2 separate regions of the Homo sapiens genome follow, and region 1 is linked to region 2. The links are chromatin contacts, found by POLR2A ChIA-PET in ENCODE. All regions are on one chromosome and are shown on one strand. Each heading gives the region's core, a stretch centred on a gene start or an enhancer-like site at or near the end of the contact. The rest is flanking DNA. Distances are from core to core; before and after follow the strand shown. Region 1 overlaps TAFA3 (TAFA chemokine like family member 3). Region 2 overlaps WNT2B (Wnt family member 2B).

The links. ChIA-PET counts read pairs that join two places held with the same protein, here RNA polymerase II (POLR2A).
Region 1: POLR2A ChIA-PET joins it to region 2 with 10 read pairs in HepG2. The contact joins two enhancer-like sites. POLR2A ChIA-PET finds 5 or more read pairs at or near these places in 3 of 52 experiments (BJ, HEK293 and HepG2).

The regions. Positions count from the first base shown.
Region 1 is chr1:112,721,508-112,724,207 of GRCh38, reverse strand. TAFA3 (TAFA chemokine like family member 3) reads right to left here. Exons shown (of 6, transcript NM_182759.3): 3 at 1,860-1,975; 4 at 1,043-1,192; 5 at 71-195. The coding sequence starts at 1,974. Among named protein-coding and RNA genes, the nearest start is that of TAFA3, 4.0 kb to the right of the region's middle. RefSeq lists a silencer at 160-364. Within about 2 kb of position 1,325, at least 2 of the 41 ENCODE cell types and tissues checked have a DNase peak (open chromatin) inside an H3K27ac peak, as active enhancers do.
Region 2 is chr1:112,528,090-112,530,789 of GRCh38, reverse strand. WNT2B (Wnt family member 2B) reads right to left here. Exons shown (of 5, transcript NM_024494.3): 5 at 625-2,700. The region is part of intron 14 of ST7L (suppression of tumorigenicity 7 like); the gene reads left to right. Among named protein-coding and RNA genes, the nearest start is that of WNT2B, 20 kb to the right of the region's middle. Within about 2 kb of position 1,334, at least 2 of the 41 ENCODE cell types and tissues checked have a DNase peak (open chromatin) inside an H3K27ac peak, as active enhancers do.

The DNA.
Region 1 (2,700 bases), core at 76-2,575, 190 kb before region 2:
CCTGTGCCCCCTTTTCTGCCCTTGGTAGAGAGGGAAGGGGAGGGTGGGATGAGGTGCCCACCCAGGGTACCTTGGTGGTTTTGACTTTGTGTCCACTGCTGCAGCTCCATCCCGACAGGTCCGGGAGCACCTTACACTCCTCCCCCGGCAGGCAGGGCTCCATCTGACACCACCATCTCTGCAGGACGATGGAGGCTGTGGGAGCAGGAGGCGGAGTGCAGCTCTAGGGTCTCTACGAGCACAGTGGGCAGCCAAGAGCAGGTCTGCGAATGAGGTGCACGTTTCCACACACCCCTGGCCTTGAGCCATGCATTTCCCTTGTCTTTCCCCTACTCCAGGCTGCCCAGAGAGGCAGTACTCAGCCTGAGGCCTGGGGACGTAACCCTCTCAACTTTAATCCCACCGATCCCTGCATCTCCCCAGACAGTGACGGGTGAAGGCAGGCAAAAATGTCTCTAAGGTGACCATGTCACTAGCATCGATGCACAACCAGTATACTCCCTCTGTGGTGTGTGAGCAAGGGTGTGAGTCGTCTGGAGGGGTCTACAGACCAGGAGTGCATAGCTGGCATAGCTGGTATGCGCGTGACACAGTGGGCATGTGTATGGGGTGCCAAATGAGTGTTAGGGTAATGAGTGTGGGTGTGAAGGATCACACGTGTCCACATAGGAAAGTGTGAGAGAAGGGCTGAGAAGGAGAGGAGAGTAGGCTGAGACAGCCAGGGGAAGGAGCAGCAGGGGAAGGAGCTGGAGGAAGTGTGTGGGGAGAGGAGTGGGGCTGTGTGAGGGAACGCTCCTGTGTGTGCAACAGGCAGAGGGCACGTGAGTGTGGGAGGCTGTGCGCATAACAAGAGCTTTTCTCATCTATGACACAGGGATGGCCACGTCTGCCCTCTTCTCCCAGAGGGGGCCCCACCATTTGAGACTGCTCATGAAAGCCCTGAGACGGGTATGAAATTGTATCCCCAGCAGATGGCGAGGCCTGAACAGGCCTCCTTATGGCTCTGCTCAGGGCCCTGCCCGGGTCCTGGCCTCTCACTCACCGTCCACGCAGGAGGGCTTTGCCCGCGTGGTGCCGGCCACCTGGCCAGAAAAACAGGAGCATTTCACCGTCTGGGAGCGCTCCTCGATGCGGTTCCGGTTGCAGCAGCGGTGAGCCGCAATCACCTCGCAGGTGCCCTGCTGCACAAGCACTGAGGGGAGCCGCCCAGGATCAGACGCCCAACACGCCCGACCCCGCTCCCTCCCGCCCACCCGGGCTGGCCTCCAGCCCCTCCTCCCTGCTGCAGGGAGGGCTATGGAAGAGACTGCCAGTGGCAGGGGAGGAGGAAGTGGATGAAATCTTCCCGCCGCTTCACAGAGCTCCTATTCTTCCTCCCTCCCCTGTGAGGCCTGTGCTCTTCACCCTTTGGCAGAGCACGGCCCCTGGGCAGAAGACAGAGTCCCGCACCAGCCCCGCCTCCCCAGCTTCCTCAGGGTGAGGGCAAGGGCCCCAGGGCTTACAATGCGTGGGGAGGATCATCCGCTTACACAGGCTTTAGCCATCCCAGAAGGAAAACCATAGAATTAGGCCAGGAGGCTAGAGATAAGCCCTCACCCGAGGGCCTCTCTCACTACAGAACACCTTCCAGCCTGGAAGGAGAGGTGAGCAAAGGGTCTGCCCAGACCTTCTCTGGGGCGGGACAGCTGGGGTGGGCAGAGATTCCTGGGTAAAGAGCAGAGGAGGAGCCGGAACCCCTAGAATCTCTGGATTTTACTCTGCCTGGGAGACCTGCCTGCTATGGAACACGGTGGAGTGGTGTCCAGCTCCCCAGGTGTCCTGGGAAACTCCCTCCCCGGGCCCTGCCACCTCCTCCAAACCTGTGGCAGTGGGAGGCTGCAAGGCAGCCAAGGTCAGGTGGGTCCACAGCCAGGCCAGGCACAGTGCCAGCAGCCAGCCGCCCGTGCTCCAGTTCCGCTCGACCCTCTCACTCATCCTGCGGAGAGAAGCACACATTCTGCTCAGCTCCAGGCAGAAGCTCCCCTGTGCACCTGGGCACCTTCTCTGTGCCACACACTCTGGGAGGCACAAAGATGGGGAGGAGGCACACCTTGTCCCCAGGCATCTTTCGACCTGGCACAGAGTCATGCAGGCAGTAGTGAGTGCTGCAGGAAGAAAAGGAGAGCCTTTGGAGGAGACAACATTTAAGAGGCATCTTGGAGGATGAACTAGCTATGGGCCCATGGAGGGTCGTGACATGGGAGGGACAATAATACTGACTCCTACTCTTTGAGTGCTTGGTTCCAGCACTTCACATGCACACTCTTGAATTCTTCACAACTGTCCTACAAAGCAACATTATTATTACCTGTTTTACAGATGAGAAAACCAAAGCTCAAAAAGCTAGGACATAACCTAAACAACCATCAGTAAAAGACTGGCTGAATACATCGTAAAGAGTCTGTACAAATGCAGTCCCATCCAGATAGCTGTAAAAAAACCAATGGGGAATTGCTTTATGTCCTGACACATGCAGTGATCTCCAGTGATAATCCACTGTTAAGGGGGAAAAAAAGCAAAGTGTAGAATGGTGTGTATACGATGTGTATAAGGCAGGCCAGGAGTGGTGGTTCATGCCTCTAATTCCAGCACTTTGGGAGGCCAAGGCAGGAGGATCACTTGAGGCCAGAAGTTCGAGACCAGCCTAGGCAACATAGCAAG
Region 2 (2,700 bases), core at 85-2,584:
GTCTCATTAAAGTAACAGACTAGCTGGATCACTGGGGATATGACTTTGGGATATATGTTTTAAAATAGGCACAGAGGCTGGGTGCGGTGGCTCACTCCTGTAATCCCAACACTTTGGGAGGCCGAGGTGGGTAGATCATCTGAGGTCAGGAGTTTGAGACCAGCCTGGCCAACATGGTGAAACCTTGTCTCTACTAAAAACACAAAAATTAGCCTGATGTGGTGGCAGGCGCCTGTAATCCCAGCTACTCAGGAGGCTGAGGCAGGAGAATTGCTTGAACCTGGGAGGCGAAGGTTGCAGTGAGCCAAGATCACGCCACTGCACTCCAGCCCTAGTGACAGAGCGAGAATCCATCTCAAAAAACAAACAAAAAGGCACAGAACCTCTCCTTGAGTTTATACAAATTAGGCATGTAATCAGTAAATATGGTAAAATATGGTAAAATGTAATCAGTAAATATGGTAAAATGGTAGAAGAGCAGGCCCAAGGCTAAATTCTAAACTACTCATGCAAATATTATAATAATACTAGAGAGTTGTAGAATGTACTGATTAAACTAGTGTTGCAGTAGAAGAAAGGAAGATAAACTATTTGAACAACAACTTGGAGGCAGAAAACTGGGGATTCGGCTTTGGAATTTACTTTATTGGTAATTATTACTTCTCTAGCTTGTCGCTCACTTCTCTGAGCTTGTCACACCTACTGGAATAAGCAGAAATTGTTATTCTTTGCCTAGGTTAACAAAATACACATCTCCAGATAGTAAGTTAGTTGCATGATGGCATCTTCTAATTCAGAGGTCTGATTTGTAGCATATTGGTAAGGAGGCACATTCATATTTCTGGGTGGTAGGGAGCCCACTTTCATCCATTCATCTGCATTCCTGTTCAAACTAGCAACTGTGTCTGCTAACATTAGGTTCCCAGAAAAAAGATGTAAGTAAACCCCAGTTCCACTGAGCTCCTGTGAAGGTACCACCTCCATAGAACTTGGTTGAAAATAATGAGCATAGTTACCTTTTTTTTTTTTTTTTTTTTTAACTTTTATCTTTTGGATGGCATTGAGAGTAACCTTCTGTTTTTTTGGCCTCAAGTTCCATATTGAATTTTTTAAAATTGCATTTTGAGCAATAACATTTCCCTGGTTGCTTAACCAGTTATACAAGTTGAGACTTCTGTCTCTATGCCTATCTTATAATAGCTTCTCTGGGAGAACAGATGAAAAATAAGCCAGTTAGATATTTTATGAGTATTGAAATCCTTTCCATTCAGAAATGTAAATAAAACAACCAGCATGAGCAATCAGCTTATGTCAGATTCCATGGGTTTGTATTACATAGGGAAATTACAGTGCAACCTGAAACATGCTTCTTAATGAATTCATAGTGCTGTCACAGTTGAATGTAAACCCTTGAGCTTTTCTTTTGTGAAGGGTTTCAGAAATCACCCTTTATAAACTACCTAGGGGAGGGAAGAGAACTAAGATGATACTAACAAATGCTATCACTGGTTTTGTGGCTGCCTCCCTTACAGCACCAAATTTTGCCAGTTAAGTAAAGCAGAAACCTAGAATATGGCACACGTTTTGGCTTATTCAGTGTACACACACACACAAACACACAAACACACACACACTCAGTGCCACACTGGGTCAGACCCATAGTTCAATACTCTGTTTCTGAAAGTGGCACCAGGGAACTGCTTTGGAAGAATAAGATTGCCCTTATGGTTTTTATCCTCAGAAGTTAGGGAAGTTTGGTTAAGAAGTATGACAAAAGCCCCATAAGTAGCGATTTTTACCTTTAGCAAATGCAGGAAAATAGACACCTAACTAGAGATCATGAAGTTAGAATTTGTCTCCTTCTTTGGCTGCTACTTCAGCCCCTGGTAGTAAATTAGAATAAAGTTCCTCATTTATTAGTGAGCTGGTTTTGCAGTCTCTAAAGCTCTTTTGCAGCTCTTCTATTCACTATGGCCTCAGATACGATAAATCTGCTAGCTGCAAAAATTCAATATACCAAGTAGAATATGTAGGACCAGTCAAGTTTTAAGTTTGGGAGTGAGGAAAAGCAGCATGTATTTTCTATTTTAAATTATTTTCTTTTCACATTCTAATTTCTTAAGGGTTTGGCTTGATTTATGCCAGGTTCTGGGCCTGTAAGCCTACATTAATGTATCACAGTACTGGATAGGATATTTGATATCTCTTACTTAGCCCAGAATCTCAAATGATAAGGAGCTGTAGTTAATGATATGTAGCATTTTGTTGAACTTTACAGTGTAGATCTCTGTTAGTCCCTGGGTCTGTAACAAATGGACTCATCCTTGTGCTTTTCCATAGGTGCCCTGATGTTTACTGACATAAATCAAGATACTATGTGGCTCTATAGGGGATGCTGAACCATTTGACAGTCTAGGTGCACACAGTCACCTCACATTATTTAAGCCCTGATCTCAGCATTCTAATTTCTCTGTATTCCCCAGTGTATATAATGTGTACTTGCTTGAAATTCCTTATATATTGCTTGTACATTCCTGCTTCTAAGTTTCAGCACATACCAGTTCCCTCTATTTAGAATGCCTTCTTCTGACTGCCCTCAGTCAGTTCATAAAACACATAAAGCTATCTTTTAAAAATTCAACTCAAAAGTCACCTCCTGTGGAATGCCATCTCTGCTTAATCTCATTAACCTAATTCCTT